Regions from separate parts of the Homo sapiens genome. Here regions 2 and 3 are each linked to region 1. A link is a contact called in ENCODE Hi-C or POLR2A ChIA-PET data. All regions are on one chromosome and are shown on one strand. Each heading gives the region's core, a stretch centred on a gene start or an enhancer-like site at or near the end of the contact. The rest is flanking DNA. Distances are from core to core; before and after follow the strand shown.

Region 1 (3,901 bases), core at 550-3,049:
GAGAAGCATGGCGGCACAGAGTCAAGGGCTGAAACAATTTCACTCAGTGCTTAATTTACTGTAAAATAATAAATCATATGATTCTAGAGTAGTATTTGGAGATGTTCCTCTCTTTGAAGCCCCAATAGATAATAAAAGGCACCTCTCTGGGGACACCAGGACAGCCAGATTCAGGCAGGTTGCAATGCCCCTTCTGGTGCCATCCCAGCTCTTGACTTCATTGTCTGCACGGGGGATGACAGACTCCAAATAAGACATAATTTAATGTGCCAGGAAGCTCTCATTGTTATAATAATTATACGCAGGGTAAACAGCACTGCTTCAAAAAGACAAGACTTTTTGAAGATCCTTATGCTTGGCAGCTCTTACCAGCAGTCTCACAGAAGGGGTGGCATTAATTACTCAGAGTGGAGACAGGGGAGAATTGGTCTCTGTCTGTAAATAGCCTTTACACAGGCAGGCCAGCCCTCCCACACTGATCTGAGGTAATCTGGCCTTTTCTGGGGCCCTATCCATATTTGTGTAAAATTTAGCAGGCAGTTTGGGGTCAAGAATGAAGTAATCTGTGTTTTTATTCCAGTTCTCTGACTAACTTCTTATGGGACTTCGGCAAGTTCCCAAAGTTCAGTTTTCTTATCTGTAAAATGAAGGAATATTAAACCTGCCCTATTATCTCACGTGGGTATTCACGGAAACAAATGAGATTTTTAAATTATTATGTGAAGGCACATTCTTTCACAAACTCGCTGTCCCCAAGGCTCATGCATCTGAAAGAGCTCTACCCAGCACTTAGTTATGGCTGAGATTGGGGACACCATGGACCTCAGAGGATGCAATGCCTTCGTGTGGTGTGGGGCAGACCCATCCCTCACCAAGGGCTTTCTGTCCTAGATGCTGGGTCCACTGACCCAGGGGTGCCCCCTTCTGGGTGGGACAGCATAGGCTGGTTTCCACTATGCCACATCACTAAGGTGCATTTCTAATTTTAAGCTCTAGTTGTAGGGCTGTGCTTGCTAAATTTCCTTGCTGAGGCACTCAGCCCCATGCCATATGCATTAATACCCATGGCTTCATGATGATGGATGTGTCCACTGGTAATAATGCACATAATCTCTCCCCTCAGAATACCGAGTGTCAACATGCTGTTGTTGTAGGCGGGGACTTGACACGTGACAAACCAGGCCACTTAAAACACAAGACTCTCTTGGGCTCCTTCCTTCCCCTGCTCCCACCAAGCTAAGAACAAACTTCTAAATTCCAGGCACGATCTCTTTGTGTTTGAGGTGTACAGATTGAGATTCTGATTCAGGTATAGCAGCGTAAGGTCCCTTTAAAGGACAGCTGACCACCAGGCTTTAAATGAAGAGCTGATTTTTAAGACAGAAGCTAAAAATATCCTCTCCATCTCTCTCCTCAAAATAAATCACATGCCTCTTGAAATTTATTCACCTCATTCCTGATTTCTTAAAAACATGAAGATAGCAAAATAAAAGTGATCACTCTAATTAGAGTACCTTCCAATCTAAAATGCTGCAAATAAACATATTTGAAAGGAAAAGCAGCTGAAGTGTCTAATTTGCAAGCAGCAGTTTGAAAACAGGAACAATTAAAATACACTGGTAAAGCAAAGCTGAGGTCTCATACTCATCAATGGTTTCAGAAAATCTCTCACTTTCTACGTCCTCCTCCCCATTTCTCAGGCAGCTTCTGAGTGCTGAAGCTCTGCCCTGTTACCAATGCCAACACGACACACCCTATAGAGAGGTGTGTCTATAAGAAAAAGGGAGAAGGACCCAGAGCCAGGAAACCAGGATTTCAAACTTTGACATTGCCCTTTGCTGGCTATGTGCCCTTGGGAAGTGGTTTCACCCACCTGCACCTGGACTCTTCAGGTAATAACCACCCTCCCTCCTGGAGAGGCCCAAAGGATCACATGAGATAATGTGGTTAAGTGACTCAAACTACAAAGGATTCTTCTCATGACTTCTCAACCTTGTGGTTCTATTCTAGCCAAGTCTTTCTTGTCCATCCCACGTCCAGGATTGTTACAGACTAATTGTCTGTGTCCCCCAAAATTCATATCCCCGCTATTGAAATCCTTATCCCCCCTGTGATGGTACTAGGAGGTGAGGCCTGTGGGAAGTAAAGAGGTCACAAGGGTGAAGTCCTCATGGATAGGAATAGTGCCCTTTTAAGAAGAGACCAGAGATCTAGGTCACTCTTTCCACCAGGTAAGGATAAGACATTGGCTGTCTGTAACCCAGAAGAGGGCCCTCACCAGAACCCAACCATAGTGGCACCCTGATCTCAGACTTTCAGCCTCCAGAACTGTGAGAAATAAATTTCTGCTATTTATAAGTCACCTAGTCTATGGTACTTTATCACAGCAGCCCAAACACTCAGCCAAGGCTAACTAACTGTAGTTTCCAGTCTTTGTTCAAGACACTCTCTCCTGCTTAGAAGTGCCATCCTGCCATTCACCACCCCAGGTAAGACCCCTTTTGAAGAGCTCCAAGTGGTAGCCTCTTTTGGATGGTTTCCTCAAGCAGATCACTAACGGCACCACCTACCTCCTCAACTCTCTCAGCACTCAATCCCCATCCCCAGCCAATGGAGCCCTAATCCTCTGCTTATTGCTGTCTCCCACCTGGTTAAACACTGCTTGAGAGTTCAATATGTCCCCTCCTCTTACTTGATTCCAAGCTTCAGTGGGGCAAGGACCTGATCAGATATTCTAGATCAACAGCATCTGAAGTTGCTCAATTGACACATGCTAAAAGAAATAGGAGTCCAAGAAACGAAGACCTTTAGGGTCTGAAACAAGACAAAGAGAGGCAAAAGTCTGAGAGATGGCATAAAAGATGCTAAAGAAGAGACGTTTATCCAGTAAAAGAAACCATACAGAGAGGTTGGAAATGGCCCACTTCAGTGGAGACCTAGGCCCAAATAACTTGCTATGTTAAAGGAACTCTGCAGCAACTATTTTTACCAAAAATCAGTGACCATTATATTTCACTTAGATTTGGGGGCGGGAGGGTTAGGGGGAAGTGTTTTCAGACAGAATACATATCATGTGACATAAATCTGTGTTTGTTAAGACAGACTCCTCCATGAAAATAACAGTAGACATAGGACAAGGTTAAAGTCTTTGGATTAGTCCTACATTTAAAATAGTTACAGGGTTCTGCCATGTGATTTGAATACTCTTTAATTTCTGAAAACAAAAGAAACATATATTGAAATAAAAATAATTCCTTTCTATATTTTCTGATTTAAAAAAGATAGCATTAGGAGATATACCTAATGTAAATGACGAGTTAATGGGTGCAGCACACCAACATGGCACATGTATACATATGTAACAAACCTGCACGTTGTGCACATGTACCCTAGAAAAAGTATAATAAAAAAACAAACAAACAAACAAACAAAGTAACTGAAGTTGGATTTTGTTTTTGGTGTTTGATTTGATTGGAGGGTAGCTGTTTTGCTGGCACCTCAAGCAGTGCCTGATCTAAAAAGTGAACCTCAAAAAGGGGATGCACGAGATGATCCACGGGGATGCACAAAAAAATAGGAATGTGTTTCTTTACAGTGTAATATTTGTATACCATAAATACCATTATTCTACTCTCCATTTTTATCAATAAATTAGTATCCATATATTGAGAGGTCAAACTCAGCCTTTTTTCATTGACATGGCTCCAACAATCAAAAACAAACTGAAGACCCAGTGGCAGTCTGAAGCGTGGAATGGAAGGCTTGCAAAAAACTGCAGGAAGGATTGGGAAAAAGTGATGAAACCACACCAACGCCCTGCCTGTCCTAGTTATTCACGTTCTCAGCTTAGAAAGAATAATTGTAAAAGGAGAATGATGATATTTTTCTGAACTCCAGTTGA
Region 2 (3,768 bases), core at 1,039-3,538, 160 kb after region 1:
CTTGAATTGAAGGCAGTTTACAATCTCACTCACCTGCTCAGTCCACCTCATGACAGGTGTCTGTTACTTTATCCTAATTGCTCAACTATTCTGGACTTTCTAAACAGCAGCTGGTATTGTTCTCAAATATTGACTTCTGCTAATCACTTTCAAAGGATTCTGAGCACTGGCTTCCAGCCCTCATTCACCACCCAACACAAGCTTGTGACTTAGTCACACCTTATTGCTAATCCCAAGAAACGAAGGGAATTTAAAAGCACCTGGTGAGAGAGAAGCAGGCCTCAGAATCCAGAAAGCCTAAGTGACTTGCCCAGGGCCACAAAGACTGTCAAGGTAGGGTGAACAAACTTGTCCCCGTTGGTCACCCTAGTTGAAGGACAGAGCCACATTGCTGTGTCTTATGTATGGACCCCCATAGTCTTATAATTCTTGATATATACATACATTTGACTTTTAGCTTTATGATCTGCTCCCTGTTGAGACTCAAACTTCTTGAAGGAAGAGATTCAAATCTTTCTGTGAACTAACTACTTAATATCTGTTGGGAAAAGTCCTTGTAGCCCCCTTGGTTAATAAAGATGGCTGCTGGTGGTGCCCTTGCAAACTATAGGCATCACTGCTCTAGGAGTCTCTTGGAAGAACCTGTAAGTCTTGACTCCCACCAACCCCTGCCCCCAATCCCCGGCTTCCTTCTCAGCCCCCAACTACTTCATCACATCAATAACAAAGTATGAGAAACACAGAAAAATGAAACACATGAGCAACTTTCAACTGACTGTTTCCTTCTCTCTTTAGACCACAAAGTCTCCCTGCTCTAATGAGATTATTACCCATCATGAAAGGACATAGCATCTAGCGTTCTGATTTCTCCACTCAGAGATACACCTCAGAAGGCAGCTTCTCAGCTGTGAAAGAAGTTGGCCTTTGCAATCCTCTCTTAGAAGTCTGCTTCGGAATTATTCAAGAGAGCCAGAGTCAAACCTAGAGTGTTGTGCATGAATAGAGAGGCAATCTGGTGTGGCAGAGAGGCTTGGGAATTAGATTCAGATTAAAATCTCTGCACTGACATAAGCCAGCCCTGTGCCCTCTTGAAGTTACAGAAATGAAGATCCAGTTTCCTTATCTGTAAAATGTCTACCTGCAGGGTTTAAATTTGCAAAGGGCCTAGTCTAGTGACCGATCCTTGATGAGAGTTACTGGAGAAGTCTCATGACTCCTACAATGAGCCCCAGAGGCCTCTGTGAGTAAGGTGGAAGGACCTAGCCTTCTGCCTGATCTAAATACATTAAGATCTGCCTTTGCTGACCTAGTTTTATTCTAAAGCAGTTGTGGTTTTCTTTCTTCCCTTCAGTTCCTTTTCTCAAAGGATGTAAGCATATCTGTGTGAAACACATAAAAAAAATGCACCAAGTGTCAGCAAAATGTTACTGTAACTGATAAAAAGGCATTTTCTATCTTGTCCATCAGTTTTGATGAGGAAGCAAAGCAGACTAGCCCAATTCCTAGCATTGGTAAAGATTGCTACTTCAAAGAATTTTCTGGGTCAGCACCTAAAAGTCTGAAATCCATTCCACTGAATTCATTATGACCCATAGTAATACCCCATCTCTCAAAGCAAAACTACACTGTGATTCATTGCATAGAGCCATTCCCTGGTAGACACTATATTTTAGACTTATGAATAAAACAAGTACAGAAAACAAAATAAAACACAGAACCAGCCCTGTACCCTTATATTTTACAATCTACAAAAAACAAAGTCAGATTTACACATACCTGGAAAACAACTCACGATGACATCATTTTAAGCTAACTGAATCTTGGATTCAAGAAGAATCAATGTCTATACTATTCTTCTAGCATAAAACCTGTTGTGGCAGTTTTAACTTTTTAACTTAAGAAAGTTATGACCTTAGGTCACTAGACAGAATTACATTACTCAAATGTATTCTTGGCAAACTCTTTGGGGATATAATTCACTCTGCAAGGAAAAACTGGTAATTGCCACCAATATCTCACACACATGTACATACAAGAAGACACACCATAACACACCATAACAACCACCACCCACAGAATCAAGAAGACCCATGCCATTCTTAAATGAAAATGTGCACCAGTTAAGAAATAATCTAACATCTCAGGTTAGCAGGAAGTGCCACACTCCAACCTAACAAGAAAAATGGGCATTAAAAAAACATTACATAGGTCTGTGGTCTATTAACAGTAACCTGTTAGTATCAACTTCCTGGTTTGGTATTGTAACAGAGCATGAAATCTGGGGAAGGATGGGTCCGTGGGTCTCTTTGTACTGTTTTTACAACTTCCTGTGAAATTATTTCAAAATAAATTGTTTTCTAAGCATTACTTATTGGGTATCATCCTGTTTGGGGAGATTTTTCAAGATGTAGAAGCCCTTTCCCAAGGCCCCTCTTCAGCTAATGGGTCCAGAATAGGATATACACCTAAATACTTTGAAAAGGGTTCTGGTTCCTAGATGATCTGAAACTCCTCCCCTGTTGAGTAAGAACCACCACCAAATGGCAGGTAAATCACTGAAGACATTTAACAGTGCTGAGGCCACCATATTTGATATTGGCTGCTGTGTAGAGGATGGGTTTGAAGGGTGGCTCATGAAAATCCGGGTGAGAAATGAGTCCAATAAAGGCCTGAACAGGGTAGTGGCAGTCCAGTCATAATAAGAAACCAAATGCTAGAAATACTTAAGAGGTCAAATCAGCAGGACAGTGGGCAATGACTAACTGGAAGGAATGAGGGAAGACGAGGAGGAGGAGGAGGAGTATAGAATGACCACTAGGCTTCCAGCTTGGGCAGCTGAGGAAAAGGTGACATGTCATTCACCAAGACAGGAAAATGGAGGAGCTGGTTTGTGAGGGAGGATGGCTGCCTGAAGCTTCCACAGAGCAATAGTACTATATCATATATTGCAGACAGAACGATCTTTGTCTAGAGAGGTAATTCCTTCTTCCTCAACTCACTGGGTGTAAAGTACCAGGGGACAGACAACTCGGCACAGCAGGCAAGAAGGACCAGCCACTACTCAGCCATGTCAGCCACTTGGCCCCGCCCTGGTCTGATCATTTTCACAGCCAGCCACAAACCCAGTGATCTTTCCCCAAATACCTCCAGTGGGTAGAGAGCTACTCAACCAAGCTGCTCCCCACAGGTTCTAGAGGGTCTGGGTTTCTAACATTTCTATTAAAAGAACTCCAGAGGGTGAATGAGGGAAATCATCCATCAATAAATCAAGCAACTAATTATTTCACTTTGCCATAATCTCTTTAAGAAATGGTGTTCCAAAGTGAAAGGAAGAATTCCACATGAGAAGACATCAAGACAGCCTATGAAGATCTTGACATAGGAATTTGTACATTGCTACACAGGAAGCATTTACCACCCACCACAGAGGAATGCAGTTTATTTGATAATTATTTGTCTAGGTTATAAACCCTTTTTGTAACAGTTTACTGAAATATAATTCACATACCATACAATTAACCAACTTAAAATATACAATATAATGGTTTTTACTGGGCTCAGAGTTGTACAAGCATTACAACAATCAGCTTTATAACTTTTCTCCCATATAAGTGCCAACCAGGCTCAACTCTGCTTAGCTTCCAATATCAGAACAGATTGGACACATTCAAGGTAGTGTGGCTGTAGAGAATTTCATATAACATTTTATCATACCCAAAAGAAACCCACACCCTTTAGCTACCACCTCCTAACCCCTCCTCCTCCCCA
Region 3 (4,318 bases), core at 1,685-4,184, 240 kb after region 1:
ATGTTTCACAAGCTTTTTTAAAAAATAAGCTTTCATTTTTGAATCATTTTAAATTTGCAGAAAAGTTGCAAAGATAGTACAGAGTCCCCGTATGCTCTTTGGCCAGCTTCCCCTAAAGTTAACATCTTACAAAACCATGATATATCTGTCAAAACAAAAAAATTAACATTGGCATGATACTATTAACTACAGATTTGATTTGGATTTTAGCAGTTTTATAAGTATTTTATCTTCCCAAGAACCCTACGAAGTAAGTACCATTCTAAACCCAATATGATGGAGGATGCTGAGGCTTAGTAAGAATCAATCACTTGCTTATATTAACAGTAAAATGCCAAAGACTAGCAAGACTTAGATGATGATTTTGGTTCCTCCATATCTGGAGGCTCTGCTTAATCCCTACACCATAAGCTTACCTAGATATCATCATTCCCAATTTATAGAACGAGAAACCCTGACAAGAAGCGAGCTACCTGAAGGCATGCTGCATCAAACCTGGATGTGTCCGAGTCCAACGTCCCAGTTGCACTCTGGCCACACCACCGTCTCCCTCCATAACACAAGAGAGATGAGGAGTTGCTCAGGGCCCATGCAAAGCCCCTGAAACCCATGAGGAATGTCGTGAAGGCTGTGATGTGGAGGGAGGGGATCACAGCCCTCGAAACGGACTACTTGTTCCGGGGCTACTGGTAAACCTGAGAGCTCTCTCGTGGCTCTCGTCAGGTAAAAGGGGCACAGGGAGCCAACTCAAGAGTGCCTTACAAGGAGCATGTCTAGAGGAATGAGTGGCAGAAGGAGCAGCCACCAACTACTCTAAATTTAGCTACAACCAAACCACTGGGATCCTTGCTTTGGGCCTCTATAAGGAACTCTTTTAAAACATTCTTCTCCTGGGGGATCCTGTAGCTCAGTCCTTTCTAGCCCCTAGATTTTACCACCTGGGCAACAAAAGAGGCAGGAGTCGTTAACAACCTCACACAGACCTAAGAAGAATGACACAGGCCAAACAGACAGAGACCTGGACGAACTTATCTGGACAGCCCATAACAAGCCATGTTTTGCACTTTTCTTCCAGCCTTCATTTCCTTTTTGGCACTCCATGATCCCCTCCAGGTGTTTCTGATGCACACTACGGTTTGAGAACCTGTGACCTAGAAATGTATTCGGAAGGGTCTCTGTATGCAAATAAACAAGATCTCATGCACAGACCGGCGGCCTGTGCAGAAGCGCACAAGCTGAGCTGGGGGAGCAGCATTCATTCATCTCACAGTTAGGGAGCAGTAGAGGCCAGGCCTGCGTTGTGTGCTGCTGGACGTCCTAGGCTTCCTGGAGCATAAAGTATAGGAGAGCTTGAAGATATAAATCAAGCAAGCCTACGGATGAATACAGAATTACAAACTGTGGCAACTACTATGAAGAAAAGAACGGCGGGGAGAGCAGCAGAGAATAATGGGGATCTGCTCTCAGCTGAGGGGTCCAGGGAGGCCTCCCTGCGGAAGGAAAGGACATTTAAGTGCAGATAGGAAGAGGCAGGAGTTGGCCAGAAAAAGAGGGAAGGAAGGAAGCTTTCTCAGAAAAAGAACACCATGTGCAAAGGCCCTGGAGCTGGGGAGAGCATGGTACTTTGGAGATCCTGAAAGAGCCAGTGTGGCTAGAAACAGAGGGAGGCAGGAGGACAAGTGAAAATGAAGCTGGAGATGTCACCTGGGCCAGAGGTATGACCAAGAGTCTGTGTTGGCATCTAAGCTTAAAAAGGATGGCCCTGAATTTTAGTAGAATATTGACAATAAAAATAACAACCAACATTTTTTCCAGTACTTACTATGTGCCAGGCCCTGTCCTAAGTGCTCCATATAAAAAGGTAATCCTTACAACATTCCAACAAGTAGATTCCACTCCTATCAGCATGCCACTTTACAGATGAGGACACAATTCAATTCAGCTGCTCCAAGTCAGACCTAGTTAAGGACTGAAACACAATCAGACCAACTTCAGAAACCAAGCTCTCAACCACTTCGTCACTCTGCAGGAGAATGGAGAAGCAGATGGACCTCAATGATCTGCTTTGCATTTTCAGAAGCTCAATGTGGATGCCGTGCAGACAGGGAAGTGAGAATGGAAGCAAAGGACACGGCATCTTCCAGGCCAGAAATGGCAGGAGCCTGGGCCAGGGTGGTGGCAGCAGAGATGTCCAAGACACAGGAATTCTGGGCGGTGGGGAAAGAGAGCACTCTCCTAGGGACTGTTTCACATGTGCCAAACTCCTGACCATGAACAAAGTTTGCGCGTCCTAACCCACCCCATCCACCTGCCATCAGACAATGTGAATAAGCGCCCAGGAGAGTTCTCCCTCTTCTGCAGGACTGACCCAAAACACAGGGCGGTCACTGAGCCTCTGTTATTCCTAAGAGTTAGCATTGATGAAAAAGTCTGTTCTTTGTTTAGAAGGGATGTCATTATCCTCCAGGAAAGGTCACAGATGACCAAGACACCTCACGGTGGTGCCCTCAAGAACACTGACCAGATTCAAACTCAGATACAAAAAGATGCTTCTAGCTTGAATTTTAACAAGCAGAGTTTCTCTTTAATTAACTTGATCGCCTCACAGCTCATTAGAGAGAGTCAGACAGCACAGTTGTCAGGATGGCTCGTGTTTCTAGAAAACTCCCACCTATGGCTTGGTAAAACGGTATGGATCTTGGAGAGGCCATTTCCTTGGATGAGATTTAGAGTCTCAGGGGTGTGGTCAGTGTCCTCTGACTTCAAATAAAAAGAGTGTTGTGGGGTAGATAATGGAGGCTTACCACCAGCTTACACAGCCTGAGAATCAAAACCACTGACAGCTCCGTGCAGGCAATGGGGACACCTGGACGGGCGGAACCACTGAGTTTCTTGTCTCCCGTGACAGGTCTAATCAGGACTTCCCCAAAACGGGGCTTGCCTGTGCCCTCTGACCTGCATGTCTGAACACAGCATGGATAGGCCTGGCAGGATATGGAGGAGGACACAGAAGGGGAGGAGTGGGTGGGAGCAGGGCCATTTCCTTATATAAATAAGTCGCAGCCTCTCGTATTGCAACAGTTGTGAAAAAGTCCACACCCATTTCAGAGTTTTGAAAGACTTCATCTGAGATAGGTGGAGAGGGCCAAGTGCCCCTCTGAAGCTCTTTCCTGCGTGCCATCCGTTCCCTGACCCATATTCGTTTCTCCCAAATTCCTCCTCATTACCTGCTGCCTTAATTGGCCACAAAGTCTATGTATTATAAGTGGAAACTATTAATAACACCTGGTGGGTGAAAATGCTATGGCTCTTATTTACAAAAGTATTAAATTAAGTACCTCTTGTTTTGCGGGGCTCTGGGTATTTTTTTTCCATAGGATAAAAAAATAAAATAAAATAGGGCATAAGAACAAAGAGCTACAGCCCTGCCGTTGCCCCTATGGAAGGGGCCGAGAAACTTCTAATGATGAGGGAAGGGAGGGAGAGAGTGGAGCGGAGAAGCCCATGTCTCTGGGCCTTAACCCTCATAGCATTAGGGCCTTCTCCTCCCAAGGAACCATAAGCAAGAGTTAATATGTCACTCAGCAAACACTGCTCGAGAAGTATAGTCAGTCGTCTGCTATAAGGAAATCGTCCTCGAGTGGCCTGTAAGACTCTGAGTGAGTGGCTTAATCACCCAGCAGGGCCTAGCAGGCAATACAGAAAACTCCTCCGAGACAGCAAGCCTGTAAAGGCAAAGCATTATCATTTGTAACAGGATTAATAACAACATGGGCTGGAAACAAACAGACACCACTGGATTACGTTTCCAGCCTCTTCAGGGAGACCATCGAGTTCAATGAAGGGTTTTATTTCTTTGTTTTTAAACAAGACAGCATCTCCCACCATGTGACACCAAGAACCCTCTCCAGGGAAATCAGTTCTTGTGCATTTGTCCTGCCAATGACAGGCAGCCTGAGGTACAGGGATTAAAACAGTTAGTCAGGAGAAGGTCCAGGAGGAATTTTACAATTCCAATTTAATAATAAAAAAAAAGAAAGAAGACCAAGGGTCTCCTGATTAAGCCTCAGCACTTTAAAAAGGGCTTAAGGGGATCAATATTCCCATGTCACAGTGCTCCTTAAGTTATTTTTTTAACCACTTGGGGCCTTGATTAAAAATGTGGACTCTGGCCCGGCGTGGTGGCTCACGCCAGTAATCCCAACACTCTGGGAGGCTGAGGCAGGCAGATCATTTGGGGTCAGGAGTTCGAGACCAGCCTGACCAATATGGTGAAAGCCCATCTCTACTAACCCATCTCTACTAAAAATACAAAAAA

Evidence for each region. Hi-C counts contacts between places; a loop is a spot of excess contacts on that map. ChIA-PET counts read pairs that join two places held with the same protein, here RNA polymerase II (POLR2A). Pooled maps may share reads with other maps.
Region 2: a loop to region 1 is called in a pooled map, with 5 times the contacts of the local background. The contact joins two enhancer-like sites. A Hi-C loop is called at or near these places in 9 of 168 maps with a recorded cell type or tissue (adrenal gland, cardiac septum, colonic mucosa and 3 more), 1 of 37 single-sample maps with no recorded cell type and 4 of 50 pooled maps. POLR2A ChIA-PET finds 5 or more read pairs at or near these places in 4 of 52 experiments (OCI-LY7, PC-9, WTC11 and 1 more).
Region 3: a pooled map shows a loop between it and region 1 (2.0-fold over the local background). The contact joins two enhancer-like sites. A Hi-C loop is called at or near these places in 1 of 50 pooled maps. POLR2A ChIA-PET finds 5 or more read pairs at or near these places in 3 of 52 experiments (SK-N-SH, activated CD4-positive, alpha-beta T cell and common myeloid progenitor, CD34-positive).

What each region holds. Positions count from the first base shown.
Region 1 is chr2:134,389,874-134,393,774 of GRCh38, reverse strand. The region is part of intron 10 of MGAT5 (alpha-1,6-mannosylglycoprotein 6-beta-N-acetylglucosaminyltransferase); the gene reads right to left. Among named protein-coding and RNA genes, the nearest start is that of MGAT5, 140 kb to the right of the region's middle. RefSeq lists an enhancer at 1,713-1,822. Within about 2 kb of position 1,799, at least 3 of the 41 ENCODE cell types and tissues checked have a DNase peak (open chromatin) inside an H3K27ac peak, as active enhancers do.
Region 2 is chr2:134,231,116-134,234,883 of GRCh38, reverse strand. It overlaps a transcript of MGAT5 not described here and the pseudogene RNA5SP104. Among named protein-coding and RNA genes, the nearest start is that of MGAT5, 21 kb to the left of the region's middle. Within about 2 kb of position 2,288, at least 9 of the 41 ENCODE cell types and tissues checked have a DNase peak (open chromatin) inside an H3K27ac peak, as active enhancers do.
Region 3 is chr2:134,153,072-134,157,389 of GRCh38, reverse strand. It overlaps a transcript of MGAT5 not described here. Among named protein-coding and RNA genes, the nearest start is that of MIR3679, 28 kb to the right of the region's middle. Within about 2 kb of position 2,934, at least 4 of the 41 ENCODE cell types and tissues checked have a DNase peak (open chromatin) inside an H3K27ac peak, as active enhancers do.